Linked DNA regions of Homo sapiens: region 1 is linked to region 2. Evidence: chromatin contacts called from ENCODE Hi-C or POLR2A ChIA-PET data. All regions are on one chromosome and are shown on one strand. Each heading gives the region's core, a stretch centred on a gene start or an enhancer-like site at or near the end of the contact. The rest is flanking DNA. Distances are from core to core; before and after follow the strand shown.

The links. Hi-C counts contacts between places; a loop is a spot of excess contacts on that map. ChIA-PET counts read pairs that join two places held with the same protein, here RNA polymerase II (POLR2A). Pooled maps may share reads with other maps.
Region 1: a loop to region 2 is called in a map of CD4-positive, alpha-beta memory T cell, with 2.6 times the contacts of the local background. The contact joins two enhancer-like sites. A Hi-C loop is called at or near these places in 1 of 168 maps with a recorded cell type or tissue (CD4-positive, alpha-beta memory T cell) and 5 of 50 pooled maps. POLR2A ChIA-PET finds 5 or more read pairs at or near these places in 2 of 52 experiments (A673 and RWPE1).

What each region holds. Positions count from the first base shown.
Region 1 is chr1:91,648,532-91,654,924 of GRCh38, reverse strand. No RefSeq gene overlaps it. Among named protein-coding and RNA genes, the nearest start is that of CDC7, 150 kb to the right of the region's middle. Within about 2 kb of position 3,129, at least 17 of the 41 ENCODE cell types and tissues checked have a DNase peak (open chromatin) inside an H3K27ac peak, as active enhancers do.
Region 2 is chr1:91,548,218-91,554,829 of GRCh38, reverse strand. All of the region lies in intron 3 of LOC102723436 (a long non-coding RNA gene), which reads left to right. Among named protein-coding and RNA genes, the nearest start is that of CDC7, 51 kb to the right of the region's middle. Within about 2 kb of position 1,354, at least 3 of the 41 ENCODE cell types and tissues checked have a DNase peak (open chromatin) inside an H3K27ac peak, as active enhancers do.

The sequences.
Region 1 (6,393 bases), core at 1,880-4,379, 98 kb before region 2:
CTTTCTCACACCCCAGACCACCAAAGAGATTTCAAGAATTTCCAGATCACTTTTCTCCTACTCCCACCCCCACGTTCCCAAGAGAATGTCTCAGTCAGACTTACTCCCAGACTTTGGTAAAGACTACTGGGCTCTGAAGTTCTGAAGACACAAGGGACTCAGATCAGATGGTGGAGGGAAGAAAAGTGTTTAGAAAGGGATCAAGTCCTAGTGAATAGCCAGGAAGCAAGAAAGGACAAGGAACAGTGTTGGAGGTGGGGTTGGGAATGGGGGTGTTGGGTGAGAAGGGGATGGGAAAATTGGTAAAGAAAAATCTAGATGAGTCTAGATTCTTGTGGGGTGGGCAGGGGATTGGGGTAGAGAAGAGAGGATATGAAAAGTCCCACAGGGTTATAAATTAGACTCCCTTGAATGTCAAGAGACACAAGGAACAAGTGAAAGTCCTTTTCGATAATTTCTTTGTTGAATTTTGCTTCCTTGTTTTGGTGGTCCCCTGTGTTCTGGAGCTGGGCTTTGGGTATTGACTAGGGTAGACTTCAGTTAGATAATGACAGCCGGATTCAAGACACTGACAGTCCCTAACTTATGAATTTTCTACTTTACAATGGTACAAAAGCAATACACATTCAGTAAAAACCATACTTCGAATTTTGAATTTTGATTCAAAATTATTTATTGTAGCATTAGTATAAAATAGGCTCTGTGTTAGATGATTTTGCCCAACTGTAGGCTGATGTGCATGTTCTGATTGTGTTTAAGGTAGGCAAGGCTAAGCTATGATGTTCAGTAGGTTGGGTGTATTAAACGTATCTTCAATTTATGATCTTTTAAAATGTACAGTGGGTTTATTGGGACATAACCCCATCATAAGCTGAGGAGCATCTGTACTTGATTGAAGTTAGATAAAGTTTAAGTTTGACAAAGACTCTTGATTCAAGTCAAGGTTCTGGTCTTTAGGAGAGACAAAACATGGGGTGACAATCCTTACAGAATACTGTCATGAGAGGCTTATCCAACTCTGTTCATTAATTCATCCATTCATTCAAGCAACCAATCCTTTAGGAGGGGAGCAGCTCTGTTTCATTTTCCCTTACTCTTCCAACACCAGATGAGTGCCTATTCATTGTCCCACAAATGAGTGTTGCCTGCCTGACCTGTGCCAGCTGTACTTTACTCTACCAAGTACTGCTCTATGCCTGTGAACAGGCAGGAGTCTTCCTGAGCCGCCCTTATGGCCTTACTCTCTTTCAGAGGAGGCCTAGTCACAAATGAACAAATATGTTTATATTTACAAGGTGTGGTTTTGATAAATGCTATAAAGAAAATGCACATATTGGTGGGATAAAGAGTAAGGAATGTCTTGAGTTAGACTGGTTAAAGTAAGCCTCTCTGAGAAGGCATCATTTGTGCCCAAGTCTGAAGCATGAGACATGGCTGCCCATGGGGTGAGAAAGGACATATTTACTTTTTAAGCAAAGACAACAGCAAATGTAGAGGATGTCAGAACCAAAAGATCTTGGTAGTTTTTGAGGAACTGGAAGAAGGCCCACAGAATTATGTGCTGTTGTGAATTAAGAACTGAAACCACATCTTACTGACACTTTCCCCAAAAACACTCCTTTAGAATAGATGTTAATGAACATTCTATAACAAAATGCAACGCCAGCAGCATGTTTTCTGCTAACATTGAGAAAATTTCTGAGTACTTATAAGTTTGTTATTTGCCTTTTAGTTTGGTTTATGCTGTTCATCAACATATCTTTAAAAATTTTTATATAGGTCATATTTATCCAACTTTTCGCTAATGGTTTCTGCTTTTGGGATCATCCACAGAAAGTCTCCCCTATCTCATAATTACATAATTACCTAGCTTTTCCTCTAGGACTTTTACAATTTGATATTTTACAATGAAATCTTTAACTCATCCGGATATTTTTAGATGTGCCCCTCTTTTGATGTCCTTGTCTCTCAGTAAGGCAGAATGCTTTCTTTATCTAGCTTCCTCATTTCTTGTTATATTAATTTATTAATTCCTGGGCATTTAAAATTTTGTTGTTGTTGTTGCTATTGTGAAAGGAATTTTTTTCCCATTGTATTTTCTAACTGGTTATTGTAGGCATTTGGGAAGAACTCTGTCTCTCTATGCTTTTTATATGAGAATATGGTGACCAGTCATCGGACTGAGGCCTCAGGCCTAGTGGTCTTCCAGTTGACTTGCTGGTCTTCCAAGAGTTAAAACTGAAAAACGATATTATTTCTTTCTAGTCCTTTTAATCTGAAAGTCACAAAATAGTACCTTGTTTTGATTGCATTTCTTTGGCGACTGTTGGGGATGAACATCTTTGCACACATTCATTTGGCATTTGTTTTCCTATAGTGAACTGTCCATTCATATACTTCGTTAATTCCTCTATTTGGTATTTGTCATGCTTTTATCAATCTGATAAAATTATTTTAATTCATTTCCACTTGAAAAATATACACTAACCTATTATTTCTGCCCAGAGAGGAAGAGTCACCAAATATCAGATACAAATGTGAGCATGGGAGCACTCTAGAAAGGCTAGGAATCACTGCTGGAGGCTGCACGCCTGTACATTAACTTTTTGTCCCTTGGTCCTTAAAATCCTATAGGAAGCAGCCAGGTGACCAGTAAAACAGGCATCCTGCATGGAGAAGGTGCTGTTCCAAATCAAGCAGCCCCAGAGCCTCCTTGGCCCCAGCCCTCCCTAAGTTGTCACCTACTGGGCCCCCACCTCCCTTCACACCGGGTGGTCTCCCTGACAGGTTTGAAGGGATTATCCAGGATCAATATTAGAAATAGTTGTATTTTTTTCTAACTGGAGTTAAGTTTATAAGCTTTTTTTATGTAACCACCAAACACCAGAAATAAAAATCTGGATGAGAGCCAGTTTGACTTGGAGCCAGCACACTTTCCCATAGCCAGGGAGCTCGCCCTTCATCCCAGTTGTTTTTCCCCTAGTTACTGACATTTCCTCCCAAAAGCTGAATCAACTTCTCAAATTCTTCATCTGAGTAATTCAGGCCCCCAGTGATTCCTAGAAATCTTGCCCTCCCAGTCCAGCCCCCACCCCCAGCCCAGCCTCTGACACCTGAGCTGCAACTGGGGCCAGAGGAGGCCCAGGCTCCATGCGGTGGCCCAAGCCACGTGACCTGGCCTCTGGCTCTTAGAAAGTTTCTGGGGGAGTTTTAATTGCCGGCTCTGCAAATGCAAAATGAGGCCCTGGTGGACGGGGGAGAGGGGAGCAAGAGCATCTGCAGGCTGGTCCGGTAAAGAAGGGTGGGAAGAGGTCTTGTTCATACTAATTCCTAACTAAGGGCTAGAAGAAGACCAGCGTCCATGCACAGTTTATCACCCAACACATATGTGTTGAGCACCAGCTGTGTACCAGGCACTCTCCTAGGCACAAGTGAACAAGACCAGCCTGGTCCCTTCCCTGGTAACAGTTACTGCCCGGTGGGAAAGACAGACATGGAACAAGTAATTTCACATCACAAGCTCAATAGTCACAAGTGTGAGAATTCTGCTTATACAAGTGGGAACAATTTCATGGCCTTGCTTATGAGCTCTTTTCCTTTGAAAGGATTCAGAGAAGTGGCAACAAGACTGCCCCAGGGATTTTTGATAGCGCTCCTTTCTTTTGCCTCCTACATTTCAGGGTGGGCCATCCTGGGAAAACAGTCCTCCCTGGCCTGAGTGAGACCAGAAAGGGACGGCATGGGAGAGGCTAGGCAGTGTTGGAGTCACCCTCTCCTCCCTGCTTGGGAAACTGGTCTTGAGGTTCAGCCTTGCCACTCTCATGACCTTCCACAGCACTTGAGACTGGTCCGAGACTCAGCCAGATCACCCCAGGTTGGCCTTGGAAGTCACCTCTGAGTCAGTTCTCACTGACTAGCACATCCAGGGCTCCTCCCCTCATCTCCCTGCTCTTTTCTGCTCAGAACTCATGTTCCAGATGGACTCAGCTGGCAAGTGTTTGAGACATGTCTCAGCATCTTGTGATGTGTTACTGAACCTCTGGGCCTTGTGTGGGCTGAGTCACTGACTCTGACTTGATCCCTGATGCATATTGGCCCCTTCTTCCTGGGTCCAAAAACCAAAGCCCATCTTTGGAATGCAGGCCACAGAGTGCCTGCCACCAGGCCTGGAGGGGACCACTCTCCAGGGAGGGACAGTCAGTTGGACCTATCTGCAGTTTTTCTGTTCTCTCCCTTTTTCCTCTATACTGATTCTTTCTGGGAATGTGTTTGTCAAGGGAAGGGGATATAAGGACCATCCCAGACACTGGGCCTTTCTCCCTCCCAGCTCTCTTCCTCACCTCACTTTTGTTCTACCTGAGCTATGAGACCAAATACAGCTGGGAATCCTGCCTTGACAGGAATATTCTTCTATCAAAAAAGATGAATTGTTTTTCTAGCAACTTGGGGTAGGTGGTGAATCGGTGAGATCAGGAAATGAGAGGGGAGGCAGCTTTTCTCTTGTCATGGTTGAGAGCATGGATGCCAAATTTAGACTGTCTGGATTTAGACTCCGGCATTGCCACTTCCTAGCTGAATCGACTTGGGTAAGTTTCCTGTGCCTCAGTTTCCTCATCTATAAAATATGAATAAGCACCCAACTCATAAGACTGTTGTAAAGATAAAATGAGCTACAACATCACAGAACTGTAAAAAGTCCCTAAGATATAAGCGTTAGTAGTAGTGCTTCTTATTGTTGGTATGATAAGCTCTTAGGGAGGTTCTTGTTTGTAGCTTTTTGCAGCTTCAGGCTGGTATTTTTACATACGGATTCCCTTCTCTGCCTTTTCTGCATCAATACTCCATTGCTACTCTGGCATCTTTTCTTCCATTTCTGCCAATCCAGATCAGTAACAACTGGCTGGACCACCTCCTTTACTCTACTATTTCTGGGAACTAGTTCACCAAGGTTTAGGTGAGAGCTGGACAGGAGAAACTCATTCCTAACTTGAACTCCTCTTTTTTCCCCAAGCCTGAGGCCTTGCTCTTCTATGGCAGTCTTTCCAAGGAGAGCCTGTTTGAAGCATCCATACATCTATTCATTGATCCATTTATTCCATTTGTTCTACAGCCACTTTTTTTTTTTTTTTTTGAGACAGAGTCTCGCTCTGTCACCCAGGCTGGAGTGCAGTGGCACGATCTCGGCTCACTGCAAGCTCCGCCTCCCAGGTTCACGCCATTCTCCTGCCTCAGCCTCCCGAGTAGCTGGGACTACAGGCACCCGCCACCGCCCAGCTAATTTTTTTGTATTTTTAGTAGAGACGGGGTTTCACCGCATTAGCCAGGATGGTCTCAATCTCCTGACCTCATGATCCGCCCACCTTGGCCTCCCAAAGTGCTGGGATTACAGGCGTGAGCCACCGCGCCCGGCCTCTACAGCCACTTTTAAACATCTGTCAAGTACTGTGAGAAGTACTAGCTCTAAAAAGAAAAATGTTCGGTTCTTGTGCTCAAGGAGGTCAAAGTCACAGGCAGTGACAATTCTGGTATATTAAGCGTTGTTATGAATGCAGGAGTGGGGTACTTTAAATGCACAAGGGAGGTACCTGACCCAGTGCTGAGTGTGAGGGGTTAATGATGCTCTGTGCTGGGTTCTGGAAGGTTAAAAGGACTTGGTCAGGTGAAATGAAGAAAGGACATTCCAGGCTGTGAAAGCAGCATCTGCGAAGGCCTGGAGAGAAAGAGAGCAGGCTCAGAGCTTGGTGGGGATTCAGTGCCCACCCCCCGCCACCCCCAGGAAGGAGAGGGAGCATAGCTTGGGGTAGGGGAGGGGGTAATCCAGGAAAGTATGGGGACTGCTCTCTAGCTTTTCCATTGGCGGTCTGGATCTGGCATATTTACCCTACAGTCTCTTACTCTCTAATACTCCATCTCAAATAGTGTCCATAAAAGGGAGTTAGTTTTAGTAATTCTCACATGACCTATATGAAGCTAGAAGGATTTGTTATGTGTTCTATGGTGTTATTAATATGTTTCCAGACTTCTGGTCAAACAACAGATTTAACACATATGTTTAAGCCAGATGCCTTGTAGAAATATCAATAAAATGAGAACAGAAGAAGGAAAATAGGTATACACTCGTGAAGTCAATCAATATAGGAGAGGAGATAATAGCAGATGAAAAATACCAATATGTTTTTGGAATATTAAAATGAGATGAAACAGCTAGAGACTGAAAGGTGTCTTTGATTCGGTTCCCAGTGAAACAGACCCAGAGATGGAAATCTGGTGCTGGAAGTTTACTGGGCAGAGCTCTTGGGTACGTCACCTGTTGGGGAGTGAAAGAAGCAGGACTGAGTAGAGACAGGTGGAGCTGAGATGGAGTCACAGCACAGTCGCAGAAGACCTCATAGG
Region 2 (6,612 bases), core at 105-2,604:
TTGGGAAGTGATTAAGTCAGGAGAGCTCCGCCCTCATGAATGGATTAGTGCCTTGTAAAAGAGTGTGAGGAACTAGTTTCGGTCCATGTTGCTCTTCCACTCTTCTCCCATGGGAAAACACACTGTTCCTCCCCTTCAGAGAATAAAGCAAGAAGGTGCCATCTTGGAACCAGACACTGAACCTGCCAGTGCCTTGATCTTGGACTCCCAGCCTCCAGAATTGTGAGAAAGAAATTTCTGTTGATAATAAACTACCCAGGCTCAGGCATTTTGTTACTGTAGCACAAACAGACTCAGATAGACCTTGAATAGCCTGTGCAAAGCCTTGAACTAACATCATCTGAAGGCTCAAGTGGGCACTTTCCACAGCCATGTGGCAATGATCAGCAACATTTCCCCCCCTGGAGTGTGAAAGTCAGGCTGACCCTTCTTTTTGAATTATGTAAACCTCTGGGATTTTGGAAAAGTTATGGGGAGACAGAGGGCCCCAAGACGGAGAGGCTAGACTTTCTGCTAATCCCACAGTCTGATAAACCATGGGAACTTAGGCTACTTGTTTTGTGTAAAGAAGCTAAATGTGACAGTATTTACCCCCTGGGTTTGTGGAGCAGTCCTGTTGATTACACTCAGGATACATGTATACATAAGCAATTGAAAATGAGGTTTCACCACCAGCCCAAAGTTGAAAGCTGGTGAAGGGGCTGATCCCCAGCCTCTGTCTTGATGGTTCTGGGATTCACTGAGTCAAAAACACACAGCAGAAGCCACTTGATAATGTATTTTATACTTATAACAAGAAGCAGAAATGATCACTCTCGGGGGAAACAATGCTAAAACAAAACAAAATAAGAGCTTGAGCTTTGAGACAAGGTTTGCCACAGTCATTCTGCATGTAAATAAATATTTCCCTACAACTTACTCTCTGCCATGCACTATGCTAACTACTAGGGAATAAAATGAAAAACAAAGCAGACATAGTCCTTGCTCTCTAGTATTAAGGTAAAGAAATACGTTAATCAAATAATCACTCAAATAAATAAATAACTGCAGTTAACATTGAAAACTAATTATCTATTTTCAGCCCAATTAATTTCCAGCTAAGAAACAAGACAGATCAGCCTCTATGTATAAAGCTCAAGATACAAAAGAGTTAAGCCCTACATGTGGCCCTGTTAAGGCTGTCCCAGGGGGAAAAGAGGGACCCATTCATTAGTCCCGGGGCAATGGGTTGGTTCTTCCTCTACTGTCATTTCAGAGAATGTGCATTCCCTCTGGCATCCTGGCTGGCCCGGAAGGTCACTGCAGGCTCAGGATGCCACAAATACAGGATTGTTCACTTTCTTTGGCTGGGGAACTGGGCTGGGGACCAAGCTGGCCCACAAATGCAGGTTTTCCCACTTTATTTCAAGGGCAGCCAACTTCAGGGCCTTAAAAACGGGCTAATGGCAACAATGAGAGTGATGGTGAGGGGAGCCAAAGTCAATGCCATCGACAGGCCATGTTGCCTTCAGAAAATTTCCCAATCTTTGAAATAACTACAGAGTGATTGCCAGAGTGACTCAGAGGGGAGGAGAGTTGGAGTGACTTTGGCTACTAAGGTTGTGTGTTGAAATAATAAAAGGAATTTCCTAGGGATCCCCAATCTAGTCTATTTTTTAACAGTGTAGTTTCAATTTCTTCCTATAATTCTTAGGCATACCTTGAATGAATAGAGAATTTTCTGTTAATTAACCAATTCAATACTGATTAATTCTAGTTCACTCTTTTAATAGACGTAAGATCTTAGGTTACAATTAATCCATCTTTCATTTCATCTAACCAACAAACATATTTAGTGCCTATTATATATCAGACTGTGCTACAGTCGAAGAGGGGCACCTAACCCAGACTGAAGAGGAGAATAACAGAGAAGGGTGGCTTCCTATAGCAGAGATAAAGCTTTGGGGGTCGCCAAATTTCATGCCATCTATCACTTCCCAAGCACATGGGAAACTACACTTCCCAGACACCCTTAGGAGTCCTTAGGTTGGGGCCACATGACTGGATATCCAATAGGATAGAGCAGAAATGATGTATGCTACTCTCAGGCCTGGCCATAAAATTCACTGTGCAACTGTCCATGTTCCCACTTTCTTTCCCTTCTGTTGTAACCTCTGAATCCAGATGGCAGCAATATAAGATGAAAACAATAAGGATCTCTAAGTCACTGCTTAGAGGAGAGCCACAGAAGGACTATGGGGCTTATTTGCTATAACCTAGCCTTGCTTACTCTAATATGTACTCTGTAAAGGTGGGGACATCTAAGTTTAGTACTGAAGAAGAAAATATCTAGGCTATGTCAGGTAAGATGACCAACTTTGATGATCTTATTCCAGCTAGATGGGGAAAATAAAACTATATCAAAAAATAGCCAGCTTACCAAGCAAAATATCTTGATCAAATACTGAAGTCTTGAATGAACCTCAGTTTTCTGCTTGGGAACAACTGAGTATTGTGGTTGTAGTCACCAAAGTAAAGACTGTAGAAGTTTCCTGGAAAAGTCTGATTCATAGCTGAGAAAGTTCTAACAAGAATGTAGGAAGAAGTAGTAGGTTCATTGAAGGAATCACTTTCTAATCATAAAAATGGATCATCCAGCTCTTGACCCTCTGAAGTTCACAATTTAATGAGGTAGAATTGAGGAGATCAGAGGCAGAATGTCATGTTTATTCAAGTCCTAGAACCTTGGATCCAGAATTTTTCCTCTTCCAGGAAGCCTCTTCTACTCAAATGTTAAACATGTCTCTGCTTAAATGTTGCTTCCTTAGGGAACCTTTCTGACAGCTTGATATAAAGAAGTCATCCAGTTACTGTCTGTTGAATCTCCCTATTCTAATTCTCTGTGTAGTGCTTCCCACTCTCTGATACTTTTCTTGTTTATGAATTTTGTTTGTTTGATTATTGGCCATCTCCCTTCACTAGAATAGGGGAAGGAATACTTTGTTCATGTCTCTCTCTAGCATGTTTCCAAGTGGCTAGCACATAGTAGGAGCTCCATAAATGTTTATTGAATAAATAAATAATCCCAGGAGGCTAAAAAAGAATAAAAAAGCAAACGTTTTGTTTTGAGATAGATTTGTAAATATACTGAATGGCCAAGTTGGGATGTGTCTCAAATGAGAACTACAAGATGGCATATTTGTCATTCTGCATCAAAGAAAAACCAATGTCAATTGGCATCAATATCTTGACTCTTTTTTAAATTAAATTTTCTCAAGTGGTCACACGGGAGCAGGTCTATTTCTGGAGAATACCTTTTTTAGACTCAACAAAATCCCAGGGATGAACACAGTTTTGATATAATAGAATTTGTATACACTAAACCCCTTTATTGCAATATGTCTCCAATCGTTTGATGCCCTAGATGCAATTATTGCTTTAGAAGCTAAAGTAAGCAAATTCTCTTTTCAAAAGGAATATGAATTCTTGGGCTTGTGCCTCCACTTCCTGATCTAACTTCTCTGGACCCTGAGGCATGGGCATTGTAGAACTGAGTTATCAGATTTTAAGAGCATGTAGGGGGTCTGTTTTGTGACTTAATGTTATCTTCAGAAAATCAACTAAAATCTGTTTAAATATCATGTCTGAAATAAGTGTAAAGACTAAACGGATGTGGTTACAATCTTGAAACTAGAAGCTATAGCCAGAAAATAGGTCAAGAAAAAAATAGACACAAATTGCCTGGATCTTGGCCATAAAGGTCAAGTACTGCTGGTCACAAAACAAGGAGGATTCTTCAGAGAAACTGAGGGACTCACATAATAGTTCTAGTAACAATTACAACAACTAACATTTATTTAGTGCTTACTATGCGCCAGGCACTCTGCCAAGTGCTTATCATATATCATCTCATTTAATTCCTTGGAACATGTGCCGCTGGGGGCCATATTAGTAATTTCTATCTACCTGTCAGGAAACTGAGGTTAATTACTGCATTAGTCCATTCTAATATTGCTATAAAGAAATATCTGAGACTGGGTAATTTATAAAGAAAAAATGTTTAATTGGCTCATGGTTCTGCAGGCTGTACAGGAAGCATGATGCTGGCATCTGCTCGGCTTCTGGGGAGGCCTCAGGTAACTTACAATCATGGCTGAAGGAAAAGGGGAAGCAGACCTGTCTTACATGGTGGGAGCAGGAGCAAGAGAGAGAGAAGGGGGGAGATGCTGTACGCTTGTAAACAACCAGAACTTGTGAGAACTCACTCACTATCATGAGAACAGCACCAGGAGATTGTGCTAAATCATTCATGAAGGACCACCCCCATGATCCAATCACCTCCCACCAGGCCCCACTTCCAACACTGGGGATTACATCGCGACATGAGATTTGGTGGGGACAGATCCAAACCATATCAATTATCTTGCCTGAGTACAGACAGGTTTTCCTGACTCTAAAATTCAAGCTATTAACCGCAGTCTCTCCAACTTTAACATTCAAATTTCCCATTGTGAATGTCTGAAAAATGCTTACAGTTCTTTTTTTATTATTATTATACTTTAAGTTTTAGGGTACATGTGCACAACGTGCAGGTTTGTCACATATATATACATGTGTCATGTTGGTGTGCTGCACCCATTAACTCGTCATTTAACATTAGGTGTATCTCCTAATGCTATCCCTCCCCTGTACCCCCAATGCTTACAGTTCTAGAGTGACCAAAAAAAAAAAGTGAAATAAGAAAACATATAGATATATTTTATTTGAATCATTTTATAATAAAGAAGATGAAAATGTTCAATTCAGGAGACAGTATGTGGTATAGTGGAAAAAGTAAAGTGTGCCAAAGTCTCTGTGCCCTGTATCCTGCCATAACCATTCGTATGATTCCAATTCCCTCACTCACCTTCTGTCTCAGTTTGCTGATCTATAAAATGGAATGAATCCCTACCATATATTTTGCAGTCCCGAGAAATGTTTCTGAAAGGCCTAACAAATGAAGGATTCTAATTTAGGTGGTCTAAACAGTTTTAATACATTTTAGGACTTTATTTCACCGTGGCCCACCCAGTCACAGAAAAGAGAAATGCCACAGTATAATCCTCATCTGTGCCACAAGAAACTTAAGTCAGTCTCTGTGGCCTATATTATATTTTTTCTCTGGCCTATATTATACTTTTCCTCTGGCCTATATTATACTTTTTCTCTTAAGAGGAATAGAAAAGGGAAAATCTTATGTTTATGCTGAGGAGGCAGTGTGAAGTAGCTTGAAGGAAGGGTGTGTTCTCACCTCAGGTTCTCACCTCACAGCCATTGTGGGAGGCAGCTGGTATAGTGTGGCAGTCTGTAAAACATCAGGAGAGCTGAGGTTGTGCCACATCCATCTACTTAAATTCCTTCAACGTTTTTATTACTGCTGTGTAAATTATAAAGCTTCAGGATGTGTGTGTGTGTTTTCTAGGTAGAAAGCTTGGATCAACTTTACATGTATTATACTCAGACAAGATGAAGAAGGGATTCTTGGTCTGGCTGGCTGCCCCTAAGAGGCAGGGATAAATTAGGGAGGGCCTCAGATGTAGGGTGGGGGCTGGGGGATCTGTGAGGAAGGAAGATGTGGTGCCCAGAGGTACTGAGAAACCTCAGGGCTGGGTTTGAGGTGGCTCTGTATTTGAAGGGTGGAGCCCAAGAGACGGCTCAAAACAACATCCTTCCTTCCTTCCACAAATGTTGATTGTGTGATACATACCAGGCACTGTCCTGAGCATTGGAGATACAGTGATGAAGAACAGTCTTTTACAGAGTGGTTTAAGACATTTTTGAGGCAATCAGACTTAGGCTTAAATCCTCCTGCCTGTGCCACCAATTAGCTATGACCCTGGGAAAATTATTTAAGTCTTTGAGCCATGGCTTCTTCAACTATGAAGTGGGGACAACCTGACAGTTATGACTGAGAAAAGTGAGATTATGCAAGTGAAGCATTTAGTGTCGTCTCTGGTGCAGTGAGGACTGAGTGAATGATGGATGTCCACACAATGCTGTAAACCCCATAAGGCAGGGATTGTGTCTTGGGTTCACCTTGAATCTTCAGCACTTACTGGTGTGCACAGCAGATGCTAAAAGAATTATCTGTTGAAGGTTTGACAGTTAATGGAAGAGTCAGATTAGAGGCTAGGGAGCAGGCTAAGGGTCTGGAACAGGATGCAAAGTCAAAAGCAGAAACAGGATGTAGCAACGGAATATTCATAGTAAGTAAGTTACTGGGCAGGGGGCCAGGGGAAGCCTCTTCAAGGGGTGGAGGGTGTGTAAAGGAGCATGCAATAAAGGCACAGGGTTGTGATAGGTACAGGGATCTCCCCCTCACACCAGACCCATGGGCTCATTAACACTCCCCCCTGCTCACCTAAACACACCCTGCCCCACTTCCAGCAACCACTAATGATTACGATAATAACAAAGGCAACTAGCAGGCAGGACAGACAGTTCAATTATTAGAAAGTTGTCTACGGTGAAAACTGGGGACAGAAAGATAGGCTCTTGAGACCATATTTCTAAATCAGGGGCCAGTTTGGGAGGGAGAGGACCCCAGATCTGTGGCTGCTCAGATTTCCTCTCACCCTGTCCCTAGCCCACCAT